Regions from separate parts of the Homo sapiens genome. Here all the other regions are linked to region 3. A link is a loop called in an ENCODE intact Hi-C map of the cell type or tissue named here. Cell type or tissue: PC-9. All regions are shown on one strand.

Region 1 (8,000 bases), 160 kb after region 3:
CTCAGGCCACGCTGGTCCGCCAACCCTCCGAGGAAGGCTGGGTTTTCCCCCAGAAACAAACGGAGCAGCTGTGAGGACAGATGAGGCACCGCTGCTCCCAAGCCCTGGGGCTGTGGGTCCTGCAACTCCAGTGAGCCCTGAACCTGCTGGAGGCCACAGATGGCCTCACACCTACTTTTGGGCTCCTTTTCAAATCTGTTGCTTTTAGCCAATCCCCAAAGGGAGAATGGTGAAGACCTCAGGGCCATGGGGGTTCCAGGGAACAGGGACTCACTTCCTGGTCATCAAACATCTGTGGTTCCCATGAGAAGTTCTTCTGGGTGTCTGACTTAATTCCCTCTTGCTCTCCTATAAGACAGTGCCTAGGGTGGAGGGGAGGAGCCTTGAGCTTCTCGCATTCCCTTTTTCTGCCCTTTACCTGCCACTATGTTGTCACTCTCTCTGACCGGTGTCCTACCCCACAGACCTGTAATAGCAGAGCAGAGGCCACCATGGCTGCTGAAATGCTCATTGCAGGGAAGGGTTTCATTCAGAAGGCACCACTTTTATCCCCATTTCATAGCTCAGGAAACTGAGGCTCAGTCCAGCTTGTCCCAGACCCAGATTAGAACTGGTTGACTTGGCTCATGTGAGCCTCCCAGTCTAGGAGTCTCTGGGGAGAGCAAACACCCAGCACAGTGCCTAGAAACATCTTTATTTTTACCTTCTGGTCAACCCTTCAGCAGCTCACCAGTGCCTACTCAGTGCCAGGCACTCAACAGGGCTTGTGTCCTCCAACTCTTCCTTTTTCAAGTCCACAGCTTTTCCTCAGTTCACTAAGCACTCAGCTCCCCAGAATTCTGACTTGGCTTGGGGTCCACTCTGGCCTCTGAATCATCTTCATTTCAGCAGAAACAGAGGACAAGGGTCCTTGAGGGGCGTTCTTCCCAGCTCCCCAGTCACCTCAGGCCAGACCCTCTGCTACTCTGAGCCTCAGTTTCTCATCTGTCAAATGGGGATGAAGCCCAGCCTGAGTTCCATGCCTCTTCTAGACTCAGCCGTCATCCCCACAGGGCCTGGGGGGCTACATAGAGATCTGGGGAGGGTGGCATGTGGACCCAGCCCCCTCTCAGGGCCAGTGTTGTGTGTTATTTCCGCATTTCTGCTGCCTAGGGTGAGTCAAGGAGGAAGCACAAAGTTTGGCCCAGAGCAGAGTGCATGGGTGGAGCAGAGAGTTGATGAATGAACTTGTAAGTGCCTAAGAGGCCCAGTCACCTGGAACTGGGTGGGAAGTCGTTGTGGGAGGTGGCTCATGAACTGCTTACCTGCCCTCAGCCTGGTCCCTGGACTCCATGCCTGGGATGGGATGTGAGCCAGGAAGTAGCTGGACCAACACGTAGAAGGGTGGGTTCCGGAGACATGTTCCCAGCGCCTGTGTCTTTGTGTCTTCCATTAAAGTTGAGGTTAGCCTAGGGCTACCTGGAGAAAATTAGGGCTGATCCTCTCTGAGCTCATAGGTGGATCTTTATAGTTGAGTGTCACTGTGCACCCACTGTGTTTCTATTCTATTGTGTGTGTGTGTTTTTTTTTTTTTTGAGACGGAGTCTCACTCTGTTGCCTAGGCTGGAGTTCAGTGGCATGATCATGGCTTACTGCAGCCTTGAACTCCTGGACTCAAGCGATCCTCCCACCTCAGCCTCCTGAGTAGCTGGGACTAGGCATGCACCACCATGCCTGGCTAATTTTTGTTTTATTTTTTTGTAGAGACAAGGTCTCATTATGTCTCCCAGGCAGGAGTGCAGTGGCGCAATCATGGCGCACTACAGCCTTGAATTCCTGGGGTCAGGCAATCCTCCCGCCTCAGCCTCCCCAGTAGCTGGGAGCACCCAGCTTGTGTACACCCACTATGAACCTGACTGATGAACTGTCAGAGGCACCAACTCCACATGAACTCCATTTTACAGAAAAGAAAACTGAGTCCCAGAAAATTTAAAGGAGCTGCCCAGCACTGCCTGGGATGCAGTCACTTCCCATATCCAAAGGGCTTCTAGAGCTCTCAGCCAAGAGGACTGGGAACGCTGATCTGCACTTGAACCCAGGCTGTGGGACTTCAGACCAGGAGCATGAATTTGAGTGGGAGCTTCAGTTTCCCACTGAGAGCTCACATGGTGTCCTAAATCTTTCAGGTCTCCCTATGACCTGGACAAAAAAATAAATTAATTAAAAATAAAAATGAAAAGGCTGGGCATGATGGCTTATGCCTGTAATCCCAGCACTTTGGGAGGCCAAGGCAGGTGGATCATCTGAGGTCAGAAGTTCGAGACAAATCTGGCCAGCACAGTGAAACTAAAAATGCAAAAATTAGCCAGGCGTGGTAATGCACGCCTGTAATCCCAGCTACTTGGGAGGCTGAGGCAGGAGAATTGCTTGTACCCAGGAGGTGGAGGTTGCAGTGAGCTGAGATGGCACCACTGCTCTCCAGCCTGGGTGACAGAGCGAGACGCCATCTCAAAAAAAGAAAAAAAAAAAGAGAGAGAGAAAGAGAGAGAGAGAGGGTCTCGCTATGTTGCCCAGGCTGGTCTCTAATTCCTGGGTTCAAGTGATGCTCTCACCTTGACCTCTCAAAGTGCTGGAATTACAGGCGTGAGCCACCGCGCCCAGTTTTTCTTTCCAGATATTGTGACCTCAGAGAACAGTATGGAGACATCACCTGTCAGCTCTCTGATTTCTTCTCCCTTCGCCCACAGCACCCACAGTTCAGGGGAACCCCCCAAATCCTACTCCAGCACCATGAGTTTGGAGACAGACTCCATAACCCACCTCAGCCCCTCAAGTTCAGGGGCAACCCCTACCATCCAGCCGAGCCCCAGCTCCACAGATTCAAGGATGATACCCTCCTCCCCACAACCAGAGACAATCACGCACCCTAGTTCTGGCTCCCCCAGTGCAGAGCTCACCCCCTCTTCCCATTCCACCCTCCCCAGTTCCGAATCCCTGACCCCGCACTGGAGCCCCACTTCCCACAGCCCCGGAACGGAGCCCTTGACCTCCACTGACCAGACCTTGGAGCCCCCTGGCCCAGGTGAGTATTAAGAGATTTGGGTGTTTGTAGGGAGGTGGCGGGTGTAACAGGCTGCAGTTTTGGAACTGACCACCAGGGGGAGGTACAGCCCCGAGAATGCTCTAGGAAGGGCTTCTTGTCTCTGCTCCATTGTCTAAAGCTCTTCATGCTATGCGCATTTATTAAGTGCCTAGTGTATGTCACGGCTGGGCACGCAGCGATGGGCAAAGAGAGAAACTAATACTTGCTGTGGTGGGGAGACAGGTTATACATTATGTATTTGGGCCTGGGCAAAATAGCAGGACTTTGTCTCTACAAAAAAATCTAAAAATGGCGGGGCGCGGTGGCTCAAGCCTGTAATCCCAGCACTTTGGGAGGCCGAGGGCGGGGGCGGGGGCGGGGGGGGCGTGTATCACGAGGTCAAGAGTTCAAGACCAGCCTGGCCAAAATGGTGAAACCCCGTCTCTATTAAAACTACAAAAATTAGCCAGGCGTGGTGGCAGACGCCTGTAATCTCAGCAACTCGGGAGGCTGAGGCAGGAGAATCGCTTGAACCCAGGCGGCAGAGGTTGCAGTGAGCTGAGATCGTGCCACTGCACTCCAGCCTGGGTGGCAGAGTAAGACTCTGTCTCAAATAAATAAATAAATAAAATAAAAATGGCTGGGCGTGGTGGTTCACATCTGTAATCCCAGCACTTTGGGAGGCCAAGGTGGGAGGATCACCTGAGGTCAGGAGTTCAAGACCAGCCTGGCCAACATGGTGAAACCCCGTCTCTACTAAAAATACAAAAAATAGCCAGGCATGGTGGCGGGCGCCTGTAATCCGGGCTACTTGGGAGGCTGAGGCAGGAAAATAATTTGAACCCAGGAGGCGGAGGTTGGAGTGAGCCCACATTGAACCACTGCACTCCAGCCTGGGAGACAGAGCAAGACTCCATCTCGGGGGGGAAAAAAAAGACTCTATCTCAAAAATAAATAAAGTAATTGATTAAATAAAATTTAAAAATTAGGCTGGGCTCAGTGGCCCACGCCTGTAATCCCAGCACTTTGGGAGGCCGAGGCGGGTGGATCACCTGAGCCAATGAGTTCAAGACCAGCCTGGGCAACATGGTGAAACCCCATCTCTACTAAATATGTACACAAATTAGCTGGGTGTGGTGGCACACACTTGTAGTCTCAGCTACTGGGGAGGCTGAGGTAAGAGGATCACTAGATCCTTGGAGATGGAGGTCACAGTAAGCTGAGATAACGTCACTGCACTCCAGCCTGTGTGACAGAGCAAGACCCTGTCTCAAAAAAAAAAAAAAAAAATTGTCCAGGCATGGTGGTGCATGCCTGTAATCCTAGCTACTTGGGAGGCTGAGGTGGGAGGATCACTTGAGCCCAGGAGATAGAGGCTGCAGTGAGCTGTGATTGCACTACTGCACTCCAGCCTGGGTGACAGAGTGAGACCCTGTCTCTAAAATACATGATTAAAAAGTGGCAGCCTCAACTGGAGAGGGAAGAGAGGTCAGCTTCCTGAGAACAGATTTTAAAAGGCTCTGGGCCCTGGTGGGTGTCTTAGGCTTGTGGGGAATAGGACCCAGTGCTGACTCTGAGTTCCTTTCCCCAGCTCCAGGTGACACTGGGCCCCGTGAGTTACACAGGAACCCGAGTGTGGTGGTGGTCGTGTGTTTGCTGGTGTCTCTTTTGCTCATCGGGTCTGTGGTCATGGCTGTGAGATTCTGTCACCGGAATGAGTCCAAGTTTGAGAACCTGGACGAGGTGTCCATGGTAAGGTAGGGCTGGGCTGGGGGCTCAGCCCTGGGGCCAAGGCATGGTTGGGGGAGCTGCTATCCCAAGCAGGGCCAACCTGGGCTGCAGAGCCTTTTGGTGTCTGAATGCCTCCCTGTGTGTTCCTTCCTCAGGGATCCGTGAATGACAGATTGTCCTTTGCCCACCACCTCCAGGAGTGAGCCCTGAGGAGCCAACAGAGATGGGGGCATGGATGGGGCTGGGGTTCCTGGGGAGGAGCAGAACCTGAGGAAATAAAGCCCCTACCATTCATCCAAGGCCTCGTGTGAAAACACGAGTTATGGACTCGTGTGAAAACATTAACTGAGCACCTACTATGTGCTGGGCTCTGTGCTGGGGTCACAGTGGGGACCATGTCTTTACTTTCAGGGGATCCACAGACTCAAGGCAGGGACAGATAAGAATCAGGAGCTCACTTGGCTGGGTGCGGTGGTTCACACCTGTAATCCCAGCACTTTGGGAGGCCAAGGCGGGCAGATCTCCTGAGCTTAGGAGTTTGAGACCAGCCTGGCTAACATGGCGAAACTCTGTCTGTACTAAAAATACAAAAATTAGCTGAGCGTGGTGGCAGGTGCCTGTAATCCCAGCTACTCAGGAGGCTGAGGCAGAGAATCGCTTGAACCAGGGAGGCGGAGGTTGCAGTGAGCTGAGATCGCCCCATTGTACTCCAGCCTGGGCAACAGAGCAAGACTCCATCTCAAAAAAAAAAAAAATAGGGCCAGGCGTAGTGGCTTACACCTGTAATCCCAGCACTTTGGAAGGCAAAGGTGGGTGGATCATTTGAGGTCAGGAGTTCAAGACCAGCCTGGTCAACATGGTGAAACCCCATCTTTACTAAAAATACAAAAATTAGCCAGGCGTGGTGGTGTGTGCCTGTAATCCCAGCTATTAGGGAGGCTGAGGCAGGAGAATTGGTTGAGCCTGGGAGTCAGAGGTTGCGGTAAGCTGAGATTGCACCACTGCACTCTAGTCTGGGTGACAGAGTGAGACCCTGTCTCAAAACAAACAAACAAAACTGGGGGTGCCGGGCATGGTGGCTTACCACTGTAATCTCAGCACTTTGAGAAGCTGAGGTGGGTGAATTGCTTGAGCTTGGTAGTTTGAGACCAAATTGGGCAAAATGGCAAAACCCCATCTCTCTCTCTTTTTTTCTTTTTTGAGACAGTCTCCCTCTGTCACCTAGGCTGGAGTGCAGTAGTGCAGTCTTGGCTCACTGCAGCCTCTGACTCCTGGGTTCAAGCCATTCTTTTTTTTTTTTTTTTAATAAGATGGAGTTTCGCTCTTGTTGCCCACACTGGAGTGCAGTGACACGATCTCAGCTCACTGCAACCTCTGCCTCCTGGGTTCAAACGATTCTCCTGCTTCAGCCTCCCAAGTAGCTGGGATTACAGGCACCTGCCACCACACTCAGCTAATTTTTTTGTATTTTTAGTAGAGATGGGGCTTCACCATGTTGGCCAGGATGGTCTCGATCTCCTGATCTCGTGATCCACCCGCCTCCGCCTCCCAAAGTGCTGGGATTACAGGCGTGAGCCACCGCGCCCAGCCAATGACCAGAGAGGGTCTTTGATCTACCCGGGGCGGCACAGCACAGCGGGCAACTTTCCTGGAGCCCCCAAGCTCCTTAGGCCACACCCCATGGGCTCTGCTTGGAAGCAGATATCCTAGACCCTGAGTTGATAAAATCCCCCCCTTCCCAGAGCTGCTGGTCCCCTACCACCATCTTCCTTCGCGCCCTCTCTCTCACTCTATCATATGCAAACACATGAACAATTAATCTTAACACCTCTCACCCAGCCTCCTCACTCCTACGCCTCCCTTCCCTCCTTCCCCCCTCCTTCCTCTGCCCTCCCCGCCCCTCCCCCTCCATGCCCGGCCACCCTCTTGGCCACTCTCTCGTCCCCTCAGGCCCTCTTGGACACTCTGCCCTCCACCCACTGGGAGCCTCACCCAAGGAAAGTGTGTGGATTATGTCCTGGCCTGGTGCCCAGACAGTTAAGGGGCTCCGCTGAGTGGGTGTTGAGGGAGCCCTGGGCCTCCCTCTTGGTCAGGTCATTTTCTCCCCTCCTTCCCTCACTAGCCAGCAGGTCATGGGACCCAGGCAGGACTCCGCAGTGGTGGTAAGTGCCAGACATGCCTGGGCCTCCTGGAGCAAGCTTATTCTTGAGCTTGGGGGCGTCTCAGGAGAGGTGCTGGGGTCTCGTAATCCCCCTGAAACCATCAGAGCCACTCTGGGAGCTGAATGGGTCTCCCATGTGTCTGGGGCCAGGAGACCTTGTTTCGCCAGTCCTGATGCCCCCACCCAGGCTGCTGAACCTGGACAGGTGTGGGGAGGGGCTTTGGGCACCTGGCTGCTGTCCCTGGATGGGGACCGCTGCAAGGTCCGGGCGGGTGTCTCACACTGGTGCCTGTGGTGTGGTCCATGCCACCTTGATTTAGTTCCTTGGGGTTCAAGGGAGGGTGCAGAGAGTGTGGGAGTGAGCTTCTGTCTAGGGGGTGTCCCACAGGGCCGTACCTGGGCTCCCAGTGGTCTGGAGGTCTCAGAACCATTTCTGCAGGGCCACAGATGCCAGCAGCATGAGGCACAGCAGGACAACACTCTCCTTCCTGCTGAGTGAAGTGAGTAGGGGGTGGGGGTGGCCCAGGCCATGGTGGGGAGATCCCAGAGACCCTCTACTGAGAAATACCCAGAGCTGGCCAGGCGCGGTGGCTCACGCCTGCAATCCTAGCACTTTGGGAGGGCGAAGCAGGCGGATCACTTGAGGTCAGGAGTTCAAGACCAACCTGGCCAACATGGAGAAACCCCGTCTCTACTAGACACACAAAAAACTTAGCTGGGCATGGTGGCTCATGCCTGTAGTCCAGCTACTTGGAGGCTGAGGCAGGAGAATTGCTTGAACCTGGGAGGCGGAGGTTGCAGTGAGTTGAGATCACGCCACTGCACTCCAGCCTGGGAGACAGAGTGAGACTCTGTCCCCACCACCAAAAAAAAAAGAAACACTTAGAGCTGCTCGGGGACCAGCTCACAGGGGCCCACTGAGGCCCAGAGAGGCCACCAGGGAATTGGGGACCTGATCCAACTGTCCAGCCCAGGGCTGTGGCCACTGCTTTTGGGAGCAGGAGATCCCTTGTGCCTGGACACAAGGTTTTGACTCACCCAAGAAAA
Region 2 (8,000 bases), 61 kb after region 3:
AGACACAAAAGGCCACATATTGTATGATTCCATTGATATGAAATGCCCAGAGCAGGCAAATCCATAGAGACAGGAAGCAGACGAGTGGCTGCCAGGGGCTGAGGGAGGGGAATGGAGAATGGCTACTGATGGGGACAGGGTCTCCTTTTCGGGTGATGGAATGTTCTGGAACTAGATAGAGATGATGGTTGCGCAACACAGTGAGTGTACTTAATGCCATGCAATTATATACTTTAAAATGATTAATTTGGCCAGGTACAGTGGCTCATGCCTGTAATCCCAGTGCTTTAGGAGGCCAAGGCAGGAGGATTGCTTTAGCCCAGGAGTTGAAGACCAGCCTGGCCAATACGGCAAAACTCGAAAATACAAATTAGCTGGATGTGGTGGCACATGCCTGCAGTCTCAGCTAATTGGGAGGCTAAGGTGGGAGGATTGCTTGAGCCAGGGAGGGGGAGGCTGCATGCAGTGAGCAAAGATTGCACCACTGCGCTATGGCCTGGGCAACGGGGCAAGGCCTTGTCTCAAAAAAAAAAAAAAATGAACCAGGCCCGGTGGCTCATGCCTGTAATTCCAATACTTTGGGAGGCTGAGGTGGGTGGATCACCTGAGGTCGGGAGTTCAAGATCAACCTGGCCAACGTGGTGAAACCCCGTCTCTACTAAAAAATACAAAAATTAGCCGGGCATGGTGGCAGGTGCCTGTAATCCCAGCTACTCAGGAGGCTGAGGCAGGAGTATGGCTTGAACCTGGGAGGCAGAGATTGCAGTGAGCCGAGATTGTGCCACTGCACTCCAGCCTGGGTGACAAGAGTAGAACTCTGTCTCAAGGAAAAAAAAAAAAGATTCAACCTGTTTCCAAGTAACTCAGCAGTATCCCAGAAAAAGTTGAATAATAGTGAGAGGTGGCTGAGTACGGTGGCTCACGCCTGTAATCTCAGCACTTTGGGAGGCCGAGGCGGGAGGATCACCTGAGGTCAGGAGTTCGAGACTACCCTGGTCAACATGGAAAAACCCTGTCTTTATGAAAAATACAAAAATTATCTGGGCGTGATGGTGCGCACCTGTACTCCCAGCTACTCGGGAGGCTGAGGCATGAGAATGGCTTGAATCTGGGAGGTGGAGGTTGCAGTGCGAGCCCAGATTGTGCCACTGCACTCTAGCCTGGGCGACAGAGCAAGACTCTGTCTCAAAAAAAAAAAGACAATTATATTTTTCAAAGGCCCCACCATCCGTTCCGTCAACAAACCTACACTAATTCCCATCTTCACACCACAGAGGTGACAGGGCACACATCATGTAGACCTGTTTCTTTCTTTCTTTTTTTTTTTTGAGATGGATTATCAAAAATCATTCAGTAGTATGATCTTGTCTTACTGCAACCTCTGCTTCCCGGCCTCAAGAGTTCCTTCTGCCTCATCCTCCCGAGTACTGGGATTACAGTACTCCCGAGTACTGGGAAAACACCCAACTAATTTTTTTTTTTTTTTTTTTTTGAGACGGAGTCTCGCTCTGTCACCCAGGCTGGCGTGCCGCAATCTTGGCTCACTGCAAGCTCCGCCTCCCGGGTTCACGCCATTCTCCTGCCTCAGCCTCCGGAGTAGCTGGGACTACAGGCACCCACCAGCATGCCCGGCTAATTTTTTTGTATTTTTAGTAGAGACGGGGTTTCATCGTGTTAACCAGGATGGTCTCGATCTCCTGACCTCGTGATCCGCCCATCTCGGCCTCCCAAAGTGCTGGGATTACAGGCGTGAGCCACCGCGCCCGGCCAACACCCAACTAATTTTTGTATTTTTAGTAGAGACAGGGTTTCGTCATGTTGGCCAGGATGGTCTTCAATTCCTGAGATCAAGTGATCAGCCCCCCCTTGGCCTCTCAAAGTGCCGGGATTACAGGCATGAGCCACTGCACTCAGCCCCATGCAGACCTGTTTCTAATCTATTATTCACACACCTGAGAAATCCCATAGAATTTTTTCTTTTAGAGATGGGGTCTTGCTACATTGCCCAGGCTGGTCTTGAACTCCTAGACTCAAGCGATCCTCCCACTTTAGCCTTAGTTGAGACTACAGGCATGTACCACCACATCTGGCTTGTTTTTACATCGATTTTATCTTCTTTTTTTTTTTTTTTTTTGAGACGGAGTTTTGCTTTTGTTGCCCAGGCTGGAGTGCAATGGCGGGATTTCGGCTCATCGCAACCTCCACCTCCTGGGTTCAAGTGATTCTCCAGCCTCAGCCTCCCAAGTAGCTGGGATTACAGGCATGCACCACTACGCCTGGCTAATTTTGTACTTTTAGTAGAGACAGGGTTTCTCCATGTTGGTCAGGCTGGTCTCCAACTTCCGACCTCAGGTGATCCGCCTGCCTCAGCCTCCCAAAGTGCTGGGATTACAGGCAAGAGCCATCATGCCTGGCCTGATTTTATCCTTTTTTAAAAATTGCATTGAGACAAAGTCCAACAGCACTTAAAAGTAAAGTTTTGTTTGGTTTTTTTGAGATGGAGTCTCATTCTGTCACCCAGGCTGGAGTGCAGTGGCGCGATCTGAGCTCACTGCAACCTCCACCTTCTGGGTTCAAGTGATTCTCCTGCCTCAGCCTCCCGAGTAGCTGGGATTACAGGCACCATGCCCCGCTTATTTTTGTATTTTTAGTAGAGACGGGGTTTCACCATGTTGGCCAGGATGGTCTCCATCTCCTGACCTCATGATCCGCCCACCTTGGCCTCCCAAAATGCTGGGATTACAGACGTGAGCCACTGTGCCCGGCCAAAAGTAAAGTTTTTAAAAAGATTTACTGCTGCTTTTCCATTCATAGGCAGTAAAAAAGCAATTCTGAGACAGGGTCCAGCTCTGGTCACTGAGGCTGGAGTGCAGTGGCGCCATCAGCGCTCGCTGCAGCCTTGACCTCCAGGGCTCAAGCGATCTTCCTACCTCGGCCTCCCAAAGTGCTGGGATGACAGGCATGAGCCACTGTGCCCAGCCATTGATTTTATCCTGCAACTCTGTTTGCTCCACTCAGCAGTCTATTTCAGAGATCTGTCTACATTACTATACGGAGATCTCAGCGCATCCTTTTCTCTGCTGCATAATACTCCACCTCAGAAACTGGTCGCTATGGATTTAAACATTCCCCTACATTGGAACATCTAAGTGGCTTCTAATTTTCCTTACTGTAAAGCCAAGCTGCAGTGAACGTCCTCATGCAAACTTCTCATGCTGATGGGTGGGGCATAAATGCCAAGTAGGGGCATTGCTGCACTGCAGATCAGTCAATACATACTTGCTATTGAGAGAGATCGTTACACTGAAGCCTGGTTTTCCCACCTCATATTCAATACGTCCCAGAGGAGAAAATTTTACCGTTTATAAATGCGTCTTCCCCTAATCTCCAAGAGGAGACCCACAGAGCTCTTTTCTCTTAAAAACAAATCAACAGGCCGGGTGCAGTGGCTCATGCCTGTAATCCCAGCACTTTGGAAGGTCGAGATGGATAGATCATTTGAGGTCAGGAGTTTCAGACCAGCCTGGCCAACATGGTGAAACCCCGTCTCTACTAAAAATACACAAAAAAATTAGCCAGGCGTGGTGTCGCATGCCTGTAGTCCCAGCTACTCGGGAGGGCGAGGCAGGAGAATCGCTTGAACTTGGGAGGTGGAGGTTGCAGTGAGCCAAGATCACACCACTGCACTCCAGCTAGAGTCTCGCTGTGTCTCAAAACAAACCAACAAACAAAAAACAAATCAGCAGCCAGGCACAGTGGCTCATGCCTGTAATCCCAGCTACTGGGGCGGACCACTTGAGGCCAGGAGTTTGAGGTCAGCCTGGGCAACACAGTGAGACCCCATCTCGAAAAAAGACCAAAAAGCCCCCACACACCAAATGACACGAAAAGCACAGACAATAAAAGAAAAATAATTGATAAACTGGATTTCATCAAAATTAAAAACAAAATGAAAATATTTAAAAGAATGAGTAATCTCTGTTTGGACCAACCTGGAGGGATTTCCCGGCATGACCCGTGGCGAGACTGTGCCACCTTCTGGGCAAGGAAGGAATGGGAGCGGCGATGGGGACGGGAGGGAGACTTCTATGCAAAAAACTCATCGCATGATTTTGACTTTTAAACCATTTCAGTGTTTTACAAAATCAAAAACAATAAAATAAAACAACCCATAGTCCCATATCAACAGATCTGCCTCTTTTCTGTCTTTTCCCTAATGGGCACAAGGTGATGTCTTGAGTCTCATGGGATGTGTTACTTTAAAAATCAACAGGGAAAGCTGTATTCAGAAAAATAGGGTCAGGGGTGGGTGGCTCACACCTGTAATCCCAGCGATTTGGGAGGCTGAGGCAGGAGGATTGCTTGAGGCCAGGAGTTCAAGATCAGCCTGGCCAACATGGCGAAACCCTGTCTCTACTAAAAATACAAAAATTAGCTGAGTCCCAGCTACCCAGGAGGCTGAGGCATGAGAATCACTTGAACCCGGGAGGTGGAGGTTGCAGTGAGCTGAGATTGCACCACTGCCCTCCAGCCTGGATGACAGAGTGAGATTCTGTCTCAAAAACAAAAATAAAAAACAACAAACAAACAAAAAAACAAGAAAGAAAGAAAACCACTGTCAGCATATACACATACCCCAAGACCTGCAGTCACAAGAGAGGTGTTCATGTGTGTGTTTGCCAAGACCCACCTGATGGCAGGGCTCGGTGGCTCACACCTATAATCCCAGCTTCTTTGGGAGGCCGAGGTGGAAGGATCATTTGAGCCCGGAAGTTCAAGACCAGCCAGGGCAATATAGTGAGATCCCATCTCTACAAAAAATAAAATTTAAAAAATTAGCCAGGCATGGTGGTGCATGCCTGTAGTCCCAGCTACTTGGGAGGCTGAGGCAAGAGGATCACCGGAGCCCAGGAGGTCGAGGCTGCAGTGAGCTATGATTGTACCACTGCGCTCCAACCTAGGCAACAGAGCAAGACCCCATCTCAAAACAAAAAAAAAGTTTCTCACCAAAGTGATAGGGAAACTTAAGGTCTGTTCACATTGCCTGATGTAAATTATCACTCAATTTTAAATAGGGTAACGGCAGGGAGCCACCTGCCATACAGTGTATCTGGCACTAGAAGGAAGTGTGTGGCTGGTAATCTGGCTGAAGTCTTAGCCTCTGAACACGCTCTGTTCCAAAAGGGTTGGATGGTTCTCCTCCGGGAGAAGGGGGGCAGGGCACCCCAAGTCCCACATCACTTTGCCAGCAGCACACCCGGCCTCATGCACCATCAAAGCATACACCGTGAAAGGACGGGGCTCGGGCAGACGCCCCATTGTCTACACCCCATCTACCTGACAGGACCCCGCCGCGCAGCCTCGTCTGACCGATTCCCCTGACCCCACGACAAAGACCCTCTTTGTTCCCTGGTAATATCCTTAGCAGGTCTGTCTAGACTCACTGTGGCAGCAATTGTCCCGTGATGTTACCAAGTTCTGTGACCCGGGTCCTCCTCACCCAGCTTTGGCAAGAGACACCCCAGATGGCCCCGAGCCCCGGAGCTCCCCAGCCCTTAACACCCACCTGCACCTCCTCGGAAGAGAAACACAGCCAGTGCCCCAGTCCACCCTGAGAGGTAGGGGAGACGGGACACACGAGACACATGGTGCCTCGTGCTTGGGGTGCTGGGGGAAGCTGCCATCCCAGGAAAGACAAGGGGGGGTCCCCTCTGTACCCCACCAACTCCCACCTCCTGAACACTGCGGGTGGGAAACAGTTCCACCTATGCTGTGGGCATGACTTCACCCAGGGGACAAAGAGAAAGGATCAGAAGAGACGGAGACAGGCCGGGCGCGGTGGCTCATGCCTGTAATCCCAGCACTTTGGGAGGCCAAGGCAGGCGGATCACGAGGTCAGGAGTTCGAGACCAGCCTGACCAATATGGTGAAACCCCGTCTCTACTGAAAATACAAAAATTAGCTGGGCGTGGTGGCGTGCACCTGTAGTCCCAGCTACTTGGGAGGCTGAGACGGGAGAATCACTTGAACTCGGGAGGCAGAGGTTGCAGTGAGCCAAGATGGCACCACTGTACTCCAGCCTGGGTGACAGAGTGAGACCCTGTCTCAAAAAAAAAAAAAAAAGGAGAGACAGAGACAGAGAGATGGAGTCAGAGAGAAACAGAAATGGGGAGAGAGAGAAGGGGAAAGAGACAGATTCAGAGAGAAAGAAACAAGGAGACAGAGACACACACAGGGAGAGAAACTGAGACACACGGAGATTAACAAAGATAGAGAGGAAGAGAGAGAAAGGGGAAGAGATAGTAAGACCCAGAGAGAGAGAGAGACAGGGAGACAGAGAGAAACAGAGAAGGATGGGCATGGAGGTTTATGCCTGTAATCCCAGCACTTTGAGGGGCTAAGACAGGAGGATGGCTTGAGCCCAGGAGTTTGAGACCAGTCTGGGCAACATAGCCAAATCCCATCTCTACAAAAAAAAAAAAAAAAAAGAAAGAAAGAAAGAAAAAAAAATTAGCTGGGTGTGGTGGTGCATGCCTGTAGTCCCAGCTAATGGGGAAGCTGGGGCGGGAGGATCACCTGAGCCCGGGAGGTCAAGGATGAGGTGAGCTGAGATTGCTCACCTCACTCGTTCAATCGACCATTGAACTCCACTCCAGTCTGGACGACAGAGTGAGACCCTGTCTCAAAAAAAAAAGAGAGCGAGAAAGAGAGAAACGGAGAGAGAAAGAAGGGACGAGGTGGGAAGGAACAGAGAAACCCAGAGAGAGAGAGGCAGAAAGAGACGAGAGGGAGAGGAAGAAAGACACAAGAGAGAGAAACAGCCGGGTGCGGTGGCTCACACCTGTAATCCCAGCACTTTGGGAGGCCGAGGTGGGCGAATCACCTGAGGTCGGGAGTTCAAGACCAGCCTGACCAACATGGAGAAACCCTGTCTCTACTAAAAATACAAAATTAGCTGGGCGTGGTGGTACATGCCTGTAATCCCAGCTACTCAGGAGGCTGAGGCAGGAGAATTGCTTGAACCTGGGAGGCGGAGGTTGCGGTGAGCTGAGATTGTGCCATTGCACTACAGCCTGGGCAACAAGAGCGAAACTCTGTCTCAAAAAAAAAAAAAAAAAAAAAAAAGAGAGAAACAGACACACACAGATAGAGAAGGTGAAAGTGACAGAGAGAGAGACAGAAGAGACAGAGAGATGAAGAGAGACACAGATATGAACAGATAGAAGAAAGGAAAGAGACAGAGAGAGACCCAGAGGGAGCAAGAGGGGAGAGACACAGAGAAGTACTTAGGGGGTCCCTGAAGGATGAGGAGCTTCCGAAAAATCGGTCACGGCAGGAAGCAATTGCCACCCACAGTGCAGAACAAAACACCCATCTTTGGGTGGAGGTGACGCCTGGCAACAGTTGCCTGCATTACACCAACAACACTCCAGGGCACATTTTTTGGAGGAATGGATTCAACCCATCCAGCAGTGACACCTTTCTAACAGGCAAATCCAGGACAGGAAGGAACCAAGCAGCAACTCCAGGGGCGGTTCTCGCAGAGGTGTGGCACCTGGAAGCTGCTTGTTCCTGCCAACTTCTGGAACAGGCAAAATTCACCTACTGGCGCAAAAAAGTCTGCAGAGGTTTACATCGGGAGGGCTTGGGAGTACTTGGGGGAGAGGCTATGTGGGGCTTCTGTGAAGAATGCGAGGAAGAACCAGAGAATGTTCGAGATCTTGACCTGGCCCTTGGGGGTGCACATATGTAAAATTTCTTTTTTTTTTTTGAGACAGAGTCTCGCTTTGTCACCCAGGCTGGAGTGCAGTGGCACAATCTCGGCTTACTGCAACCTCTGCCTCCTGGGTTCAAGTGATTTCTGGCTAATTTTTGTATTTTTAGTAGAGACAGGGTTTCACCATATTGGTCAGGCTGGTCTTGACTCCTGACCTCAAGCGATCTGCCCGCCTCAGCCTTCCAAAGCGCTAGGATTACAGGCGTGAGCCGCTGTGCCTGGC
Region 3 (8,000 bases):
CCACAGCTGGGAGCCGGGTCTGCGCTAGGAGACCGTTTCCTCTCAGAAGCTGTAATTATGGGTAATTTTCTAAATGCAACACAAAAATTAAAACCCAAACAACACCAGGGTGGGAGCAGCCACAGCAGCTGGTGAACACGAGGGTAGGTCGAGGGTGGGGGGTGGGAGGAGCTGGGCCTTTGACTCAGGAAGGCTGGGGGTGGCCAGCATGGGCAGAGGGGTGTTCAGACAGCCTCACTCCTTGGACAGCCAGCTAGGGTTTCTGAAATGGGGATTATACCCCAAGACTAGTTGCCTGGAGGCGGAAACTCACAGATAGAGGCTCTGGGCCTGGGTTTGAACCTAGCTGTGCCCTGGCTCACTGTGTGGCCTTGACCGGGAAACAGCTGAACTTCAGTGACCCCTCCAAGCCACTGGGTCATGCCACCAATCCCACAGGGCTGCGAGGGACTCCGGGTGACAGAAGGGATACAGGAGGGCCTGGCCAAGAAGCCTCTGCCAAACCTGCAACTCACACCCCCACGTCCGTCCTCCACAAAGCTTAACCAAAGCCGGTACACTTCTGTGCTTCTAGCACCTTGTGTGGCTTTCACCGGCCACACATCGAAGCCCCACCCCTCTGCCCTGCACTTGAACTCCAGAGTCATACTAACCCTTGGGAACTGGCTTCCATCCTCTGGTAATGTCCTCCTTCCAGACCAAAGAAGGTGGCAGCATCTCTAGTTTTTCTTTTTAGATATGGGTGTCTCACTCTGTCACCCAGGCTGGAGTGCAGCGGCACAATCATAGCTCACTGCAGCCTCAACCTCCGGGTTTAAGTGATCCTCCCACCTCAGCTTCCCAAGTAGCTGGGACCAAATGCATGCACTAACAAGCCCAGCCATCATTTCTTCTCCCCATGTTACAGATGGGGAAACTGAGGCTCGTAAAGGAACCAAGGACGTCATGTGAGCGACCCAGAGGCAATACCCCACCCATCAGAGTGCTTCCAGTACCCTGTCTGGTCTGGGAGACTCGAGGTGTCTCTTAGAAATCCCAGGTCTAGGAGGAGGGTCTGTAATAGCTGCTGGTAGCTCTGGGTGCACGCTGGCTGCAGCCCATCCTGGGCCTAACCACGTGGCTGCACTCCCCACCGCCAGCTTCTGCTACTCCTCACCTGTAGCTTTCTCTGGCCGAGGGAATGCCGTTTTTTTTGTTTGTTTGTTTTTTTGAGATGGAGTCTTGCACTGTTGCCCAGGCTGGAGTGCAGTGGCACAATCTCGGCTCACTGCAACCTCCGCCTCCCAGGTTCAAGCAATTCTCCTGCCTCAGCTTCCTGAGTAGCTGGGATTACAGGTGCCTGCCACCACACCTGGCTAATTTTTGTATTTTTAGTAGAGACGGGGTTTCACCATGCTGGCCAGGCTGGTCTTGAACTCCCGACTTCAGGCGATCTGCCCGCCTTGGCCTCCCAAAGTGCTGCGATTACAGGTGTGAGCCACCACCGTGCCTGCCCTGGGAATGCCCCGTCTAAGGACATGCCAGTCTCCCTAAGGTCTCCGACAGGACTGAGCTTCATTTCCCACGACCTCCCCTGCTCCTGGGCACCCCCTGCAGGGCCCTTCCCCAGCTCCCATGGCCGGATACCCATGTGCCCCACATTCTCAGTGTGCCATCTTGGGTCTGTTTTCTGGGAAATCAAAATGAGGTTGGGGGTGGATAAACACCCCACAGGGCTGGGTGTGGTGGGTCACGCCTGTAATCCCAGCACTTTGGGAGGCCAAGGCGAGTGGATCACCTGAGGTCAGGAGTTTGAGACCATCCTGGCCAACATGGTGAAACCCCATTTCTACTAAAATTACAAAAAATTAGCCAGGCGTGGTGGCGCGTGCCTGTATGTAATCCCAGCTATTCAGGAGGCTGAGGCAGGACAATCTCTTGAACCCAGGAAGCGGAGGTTGCCGTGAGCTGAGATTGTGCCATTGCACTCCTGGCCGAGGAGCCTCTGCTGAACCTACAACCTCCCACCCTCACGTTCGTCGTCCCTCCCCCACGTCCACAATAAGACCAAAACTCCGTCTAAAAAAAAAAAAAAAAAAACCCAAACCAAAACACCCCACGCTCCTCGCCCCTGAGTGGGACCCCTCTGAGATGAGCATCTACACTGTCCCCCAGCTGTCCCAGGCGGGGCTGAGCGCCACTCATCCACATGTGTCATGTCTGTTGGCAGTTGGTGCCCCCTGTAGGGCTCCTTCCCTTCCTGTCTCATGTCCCATTCCCTACCAGGAGCTTCCTGGGGTCACCTCCCAGGTATCCCCTCACCCCACCTGATCCCACCTGCCCTTGAATCTTCAACTCAGAGCCAGCTACTGGAAGCCCCAGCTACCGTGCACCCAGCGCTCTGCTTCAGTGCTCTCGCTGAACCTCAACCAGCTGCCTTGGCAGCCTCCACCTCCCGGGCTTAAGCAGTCCTCCCACCTTGGCCTCCCAAGTAGCTAGGACCACAGGTGTGCGCCACCACTCCTGGCTGTCATTTCTTCTCCCCATGTTACAGATGGGGAAACTGAGGCTCATCACGGCATCAAGGGTGTCGTGTGAGAGACCCATAGGTGGCACTCACCTATGTCTGAGAAAGGTTCAGAGCAGCAAAGCAACTTGCCTGGGGACACAAATCAGGGAGTGGAGGCACCAGATCTGACTTCGAGGTACCCTGACAATGCCCATTCCTCACCTCGTCTGTCTAGAGCTCCAGCCTCCGCCTCCTCCTTTTTTTTTTTTTTTTTTTTTGAGATGGAGTCTCATTCTGTTGCCCAGGCTGGAGTGCCGTGGTGCGATCTCGACTCACTGCAAACCTCCACCTCCTGAGTTCAAGCAATTCTCTGCCTCAGCCTCCCGAGTAGCTGGGATTACAGGCGCCTGCCACCACGCCCGGCTAATTTTTGTATTTTTAGTAGAGACGGCGTTTCACCATCTTGGCCAGGCTGGTCTTGACCTCCTGACCTGATGGTCCACCCACCTCAGCCTCCCAAAGTGCTGGGATTACAGGCATGAACCACTGCACCTGGCCCTCATCCTCCTTTTTTTAGAGACAGTCTCACTCTGTCACCCAGGCTGGAGTGCAGTGGCACAATCACAGCTCACTGCAGCCTCAAACTCCTGGGCTCAAGCGATCCTCGCAGCTCAGCTTCCCGAGTAGCTGGGGCAACAGACGTGCACCACCAAGCCCAGCTAATTTTATTTTGTGTGTGTGTGTGGGGGGTCTGACTTTGTTTCCCAGGTTGGTCTCGAACTCCTGGCCTCAAGCGATCCTCTCGCCTCAGCCTCTCAAGTAGCTGGGACTACAGATGTGTGCCACTGTGCCCAGATTCAGTCTCTCTTCTTACTGGTGGAAGAAAGATTTCCTGTGGTACCCTAAGGTCCATCCCTCTCGGGATGGTACAGGGACACGAGTCTTTTCTTCCCTTCTGGGGGTCCTTTGGCTTAACAACACCACAGAGTCCACACTTGGTAAGTACCTGATATTGAGCATGTTTTGACATGATTATGTTAAATGCATCCAGGTCATCCCACCCCAGGGCCTTTGCATTGGGTTTTCTCCTGGCCGGGATACCTTTTCTACAACTGTACACCATGGCCAGCTTCTCTTCATCCTTCAGGCTTCAGCTCCAGTGACATACCCTCGGAGAGGTCCCCAAACCTCTGTTTGGATTATATTACCTTGTTGGATCTTCCTGGATACTTTTTTTTTTCTTTAAGACGAAGTCTCGCTCTGTTGCCCAGGCTGGAGTGCAGTGGCGCAATCTTGACTCACTGCAACCTCCCTCTCCTGGGTTCAAGCAATTCTCCTGCCTCAGCCTCCCGAGTAGCTGGGATTACAGGTGTGTGCCACCACGCCCGGCTACTTTTTGTATTTTTTTAGTAGAGACAAGGTTTCATCATGTTGGCCAGGCTGGTCTCAAACTCCTGACCTCAGGTGATCTGCCCACTTTGGCATCCCAAAGTGTTGAGATTACAGGCGTGAGCCCATGCACCTGACCCTTCCTGGATATCTTGTTTGTTAATTTTTGCATATTTATTGCCCCAGGAACCCTTGAGCTCCATGCGGGCAGGAGGTTTCTATGTTTTGCTTTCTTTTGTAGAGAAGGGGGTCTCACTATGCTACCCAGACTGGTCTTGAACTCCTGGCCTCAAGTGATCCTCCTGCCTTGGCCTCCCAAAGTGCTGGGATTACAGGCGTGAGCCACCGCGCCCGGCCGAAATTTGTATGTTTTGTTCAGGGCTGTGTCCCTAGCGCTTATAACACTTTCTGGCATACAGTAGGTGCTCAACAAATATTTGTTGCTGAGCAAATGGACTAAAGATTACCAATGTCCCCTCTGTGCTGAACTCCTCTGTGTGGTCTACGGAGTTGCCTGCCTTCGCCAAGGCAGCCAGCACCTGCGGTTCCGAATATAACCACTTGAGGGCAGCAGAGACTCAATGTAGCAACTCCTGAGAATCCCAGCAGGTCCCGCCCCCAGCATCCCCTTGAGGCCTCCCTGAGCTAAGACCCCAAGGGTCAGCGGTGGAATCTAGTCTGCCTCTCTTGACCTTGCCCTTGCTCTCAGGTCGGCTTACAAATGTATATTTACATATTTCTGTATTGAATTATTTCATGGCAAGGAGGAGGCAAATATAGAAAACATCACCCAGTCACGCCACACCCCCAAAAATCCTGTCCCCATTTTGAACTCCTCCCTGCGCATCTTTTTTTCTTGTTTGTCCATATTTTTTTCTAGAGAGGCCTTCTTTGACTAGCCCGTTTAAAACTGAACCAGGCCGGGCGCGGTGACTCACGCCTGTAATCCCAGCACTTTGGGAGGCCGAGGTGGGCGGATCACTTGAGGTCAGGAGTTCAATACCAGCCTGGCCAACATGGTGAAACCCTGTCTTCACTAAAAATACAAAAATTAGGCCGGGCGGGGTGGCTCACGCCTGTAATCCCAGCACTTTGGGAGGTCGAGGCGGGCGGATCATGAGGTCAGGAGATCGAGACCATCCTGGCTAACACGGTGAAACCCCGTCTCTACTAAAAATACAAAAAAAAATTAGCCGGGCGTGGTGGCGGGCGCCTGTAGTCTCGGCTACTCTGGAGGCTGAGGCAGGAGAATGGCTTCAACCCGGGAGGCGGAGCTTGCAGTGAGCCGAGATCGTGCCACTGCACTCCAACTTGGGCGACAGAGCGAGACTCCGTCTCCAAAAAACAAAAATTAGCCAGGTGTGGTGTCATGCGCCTGTATTTCCAGCTACTCAGGCGGCTGAGGCAGGAGAATCGCTTGAACCTGAGAGACAGAGATTTCAGTGAGCCGAGATTGAGCCACTGCACTCCAGCCTGGATGACAGAGCGAGACTCAGACTCAAAAAAGAAAGAAAAAACAAAAACTGAACCAGGCCAGGCACGGTGGCTCATGCCTGTAATCTCAGCATTTGGGAGGCCGAGGAGGGAGGATCACGTGAGGCCAGCAATTTGAGGCCAGCCTGGGCAACACAGTGAGACCTCCTGTCTCTACAAAAAATAAAAAATTAGCTGGATGTGGTGGAGCCATGATTGTGCCACTGCACCCCAGCCTGGGTGACAGAGCAAGACTCTGTTTCAAAACAAGAAAAATCTTTGAACCATCCTACTCTCCCGACTCCTTGACTCTAATTTTTTGGCCATGGCATTTTTTTTTTAAGTGAAATCAAATTTATTAAGAAAGTAAAATAATAAAAGAATGGCTACAGCTGGTCGCCATGGCTCACGCCTGTAATACCAACACTTTGGGAGGCCGAGGCAAACAGATTGCCTGAGCTGAGGAGTTCGAGAACAGATGGGCAACATGGTGAAGCCGTATCTGTACCAAAATCACAAAAAATTAGCCAATTGACGTGGCGCACACCTGCAATCCCAGCTACTCAGAAGGCTGAGGCGAGAGAATCGCTTGAACCTGGGAGGTAGAGGTTGCAGTGAGCCCAGATCGCACTACTGCACTCCAGCCTGGATGACAGAGCGAGACTCTGTCTCAAAAAAAAAAAAAAAAAGAATGGCCACTCCATAGGCAGATCAGCACCACAGCACTATTACTGTCTAATCTCCTTTATAATTTGCTGATTTAGGCCGGGCATGTTGGCTCATGCCTGTAATCCCAGCACTTTGGGAGGGCAAGACGGGAGGATCGTTTGAGGCCAGGAGTTTGAGACCAGCCTATGCAACATAGCAAGACCCTCATCTCTACAAAAAATCAAAAAATTAGCCAAGTGTGGTGGCCCACACCCATGGTCCCCACTACATGGGAGGCTGAGCCAGGAGGATCGCTTGAGCCCAGGAAGTGGAGGTTGCAGTGAGTGAGATCACGCCACTGCACTCCAGCCTGGGTGACCGAGTGAGACCTTGTCTCAAAAAAACAAACCAAAAGAACTGTCTTAATTTGGTGGTTTGGGCCGCGTGCGGTGGCTCACGACTGTAATCCCAGCACTTTGGGAGGCCAAGGCAGGCGGATCACCTGAGATCAGGTTCGAGACCAGCCTGGCCAACATGGCAAAACCCTGTCTCTACTAAAAATACAAAAATTAGCCGGGTGCGATGGCGGGCGCCTATAATCCCAACTACTCAGGAGGCTGAGGCAGGAGAATCACTTGAACCTGGGGGGCGGAGTTTGCAGTGAGCCGTGATGGTGCCACTGCACACCAGCCTGGGAGATAGAGCGGTACTCAGTCTCAAAAAAAAAAAAAATTGGTGGCTTGGTGAAGGAGACTCTAAGACTCAATTCAGGGGCATTATCTGAGAGGTGATCCCAGAAGCCCTCCTGGGGGTTAAAGAGGCAGGAAGGGAAGGGGAGCCCTGCAGGGGGTGCCAGCGAGCAGGTTCAACGTGGGCCACCAGGAATGGGTCCTTTCTCAGGGAGACAGCAACAGAAGAGGTGCTTCTGTTGTCCTACCTGAGGGTGGAGGGAGCGGAGGCATTTACAGCCAACTCTCCTTCCGTCTGTGGTTGAAGACTGCTCTCAAGAGAGCCATGTGGCCATGACGTGGCCTCCCGTGGTCAGCGTCACTGTCAGCCAAGAAATGCAAGCCTCACAGGTGGGACATGCTTGGCCGACCATGGCTGCCTTCATGCCACGTTTTATTTCCCCACGACTCTCCCAAAGGTATTCAGTGGCTTTTAAAATTTTACTAGAACCAGCAGGGCGGGCGTGGTGGCTCATGCCTGTAGTCCCAGCACTCTGGGAGGCCAAGGCAGGAGGGTTGCTTGAGCCCAGAAGTTTGAGACCAGTCTGGGCAATGTGGTGAAACCCTGTCTCTACCAGAAAAATAGAAAAATTAGGCGGGTGTGGTGGTGTGCACCTGTAATCCCAGCTACTTGGGAGGCTGAGGTAGGAGGATCACTTGAGCCGAGGAGGTGCAGGTTGCAGTGAGCCATGATTGCGCCACTGCACCCCAGGCTGGGTGACTGAGCCCAGACTCTGCGTCAAAAAACAAAACAAAACAAAAATTACTAAGGCCGGGTACAGTGGCTCACACCTGTAATCCCAGCACTTTGGGAGGCCGAGGTGGGTGGATCACGAGGTCAGGAGATCGAGACCATCCTGGCTAACACAGTGAAACCCCGTCTCTACTAAAAATACAAAAAATTAACCGGGCGTGGTGGCGGGCGCCTGTAGTCCCAGCTACTCTAGTCCCAGCTACTTGGGAGGTTGAGGCAGGAGAATGGCGTGAACCCGGGGGGCGGAGCTTGCAGTGAGCCCAGATCACGCCACTGCACTCCAGCCTGGGCAACAGAACGAGACTCCGTCTCAAAAACAAAAACAACAACAAAAAAAACATTACTATAACTAACAAGGCCATGTGACCTTAAACAAGGTCTTCTCATGTTATTAAAAAGTCATGCTTTGGGCTGGGTGCTGTGTCTTACGCCTGTAATCCCAGCACTCTGGGAGGCCGAGGTGGGAGGATCACCTGAGGTCAGGAGTTCGAGACCAGCCTGGCCAACAAGGTGAAACCCC

What was found. Peaks named below come from ENCODE experiments on the same cell type or tissue, not always from the same donor. Only the 100,000 strongest peaks of a DNase experiment are listed, where the experiment ranks them.
Region 1: it touches region 3 in a loop (4-fold over the local background); 17 of 110 quality-filtered maps call a loop at or near these places.
Region 2: a loop joins it to region 3, with 9 times the contacts of the local background. A loop is called at or near these places in 102 of 110 quality-filtered maps.

Annotation. Positions count from the first base shown.
Region 1 is chr19:18,247,125-18,255,124 of GRCh38, reverse strand. CIST1 (colon, intestine and stomach enriched 1) reads left to right here. Exons shown (of 4, transcript NM_001396036.2): 2 at 2,654-3,061; 3 at 4,653-4,813; 4 at 4,948-5,091. The coding sequence ends at 4,995. It also overlaps a transcript of PDE4C not described here. Among named protein-coding and RNA genes, the nearest start is that of CIST1, 4.2 kb to the left of the region's middle. RefSeq lists an enhancer at 5,881-6,784. In PC-9, CTCF peaks have their summits at 2,909 and 3,118 (motif pointing right); DNase peaks (open chromatin) are centred at 214, 1,204 and 3,184; H3K4me3 peaks cover 1,750 bases; H3K27ac peaks cover 2,148 bases.
Region 2 is chr19:18,345,759-18,353,758 of GRCh38, reverse strand. The region is part of intron 2 of PGPEP1 (pyroglutamyl-peptidase I); the gene reads right to left. Among named protein-coding and RNA genes, the nearest start is that of PGPEP1, 9.2 kb to the right of the region's middle. RefSeq lists a silencer at 3,897-4,105 and an enhancer at 7,062-7,644. In PC-9, CTCF peaks have their summits at 3,846 and 4,048 (motif pointing left); a DNase peak (open chromatin) is centred at 4,028.
Region 3 is chr19:18,407,227-18,415,226 of GRCh38, reverse strand. It overlaps a transcript of SSBP4 not described here. Among named protein-coding and RNA genes, the nearest start is that of SSBP4, 8.2 kb to the left of the region's middle. RefSeq lists a cis regulatory region at 1-754, silencers at 4,349-4,398, 4,419-4,518 and enhancers at 6,705-6,804, 6,566-7,066. In PC-9, CTCF peaks have their summits at 4,249, 4,450 (motif pointing right), 6,619 and 6,820 (motif pointing right); DNase peaks (open chromatin) are centred at 616, 4,476 and 4,596; H3K27ac peaks cover 870 bases.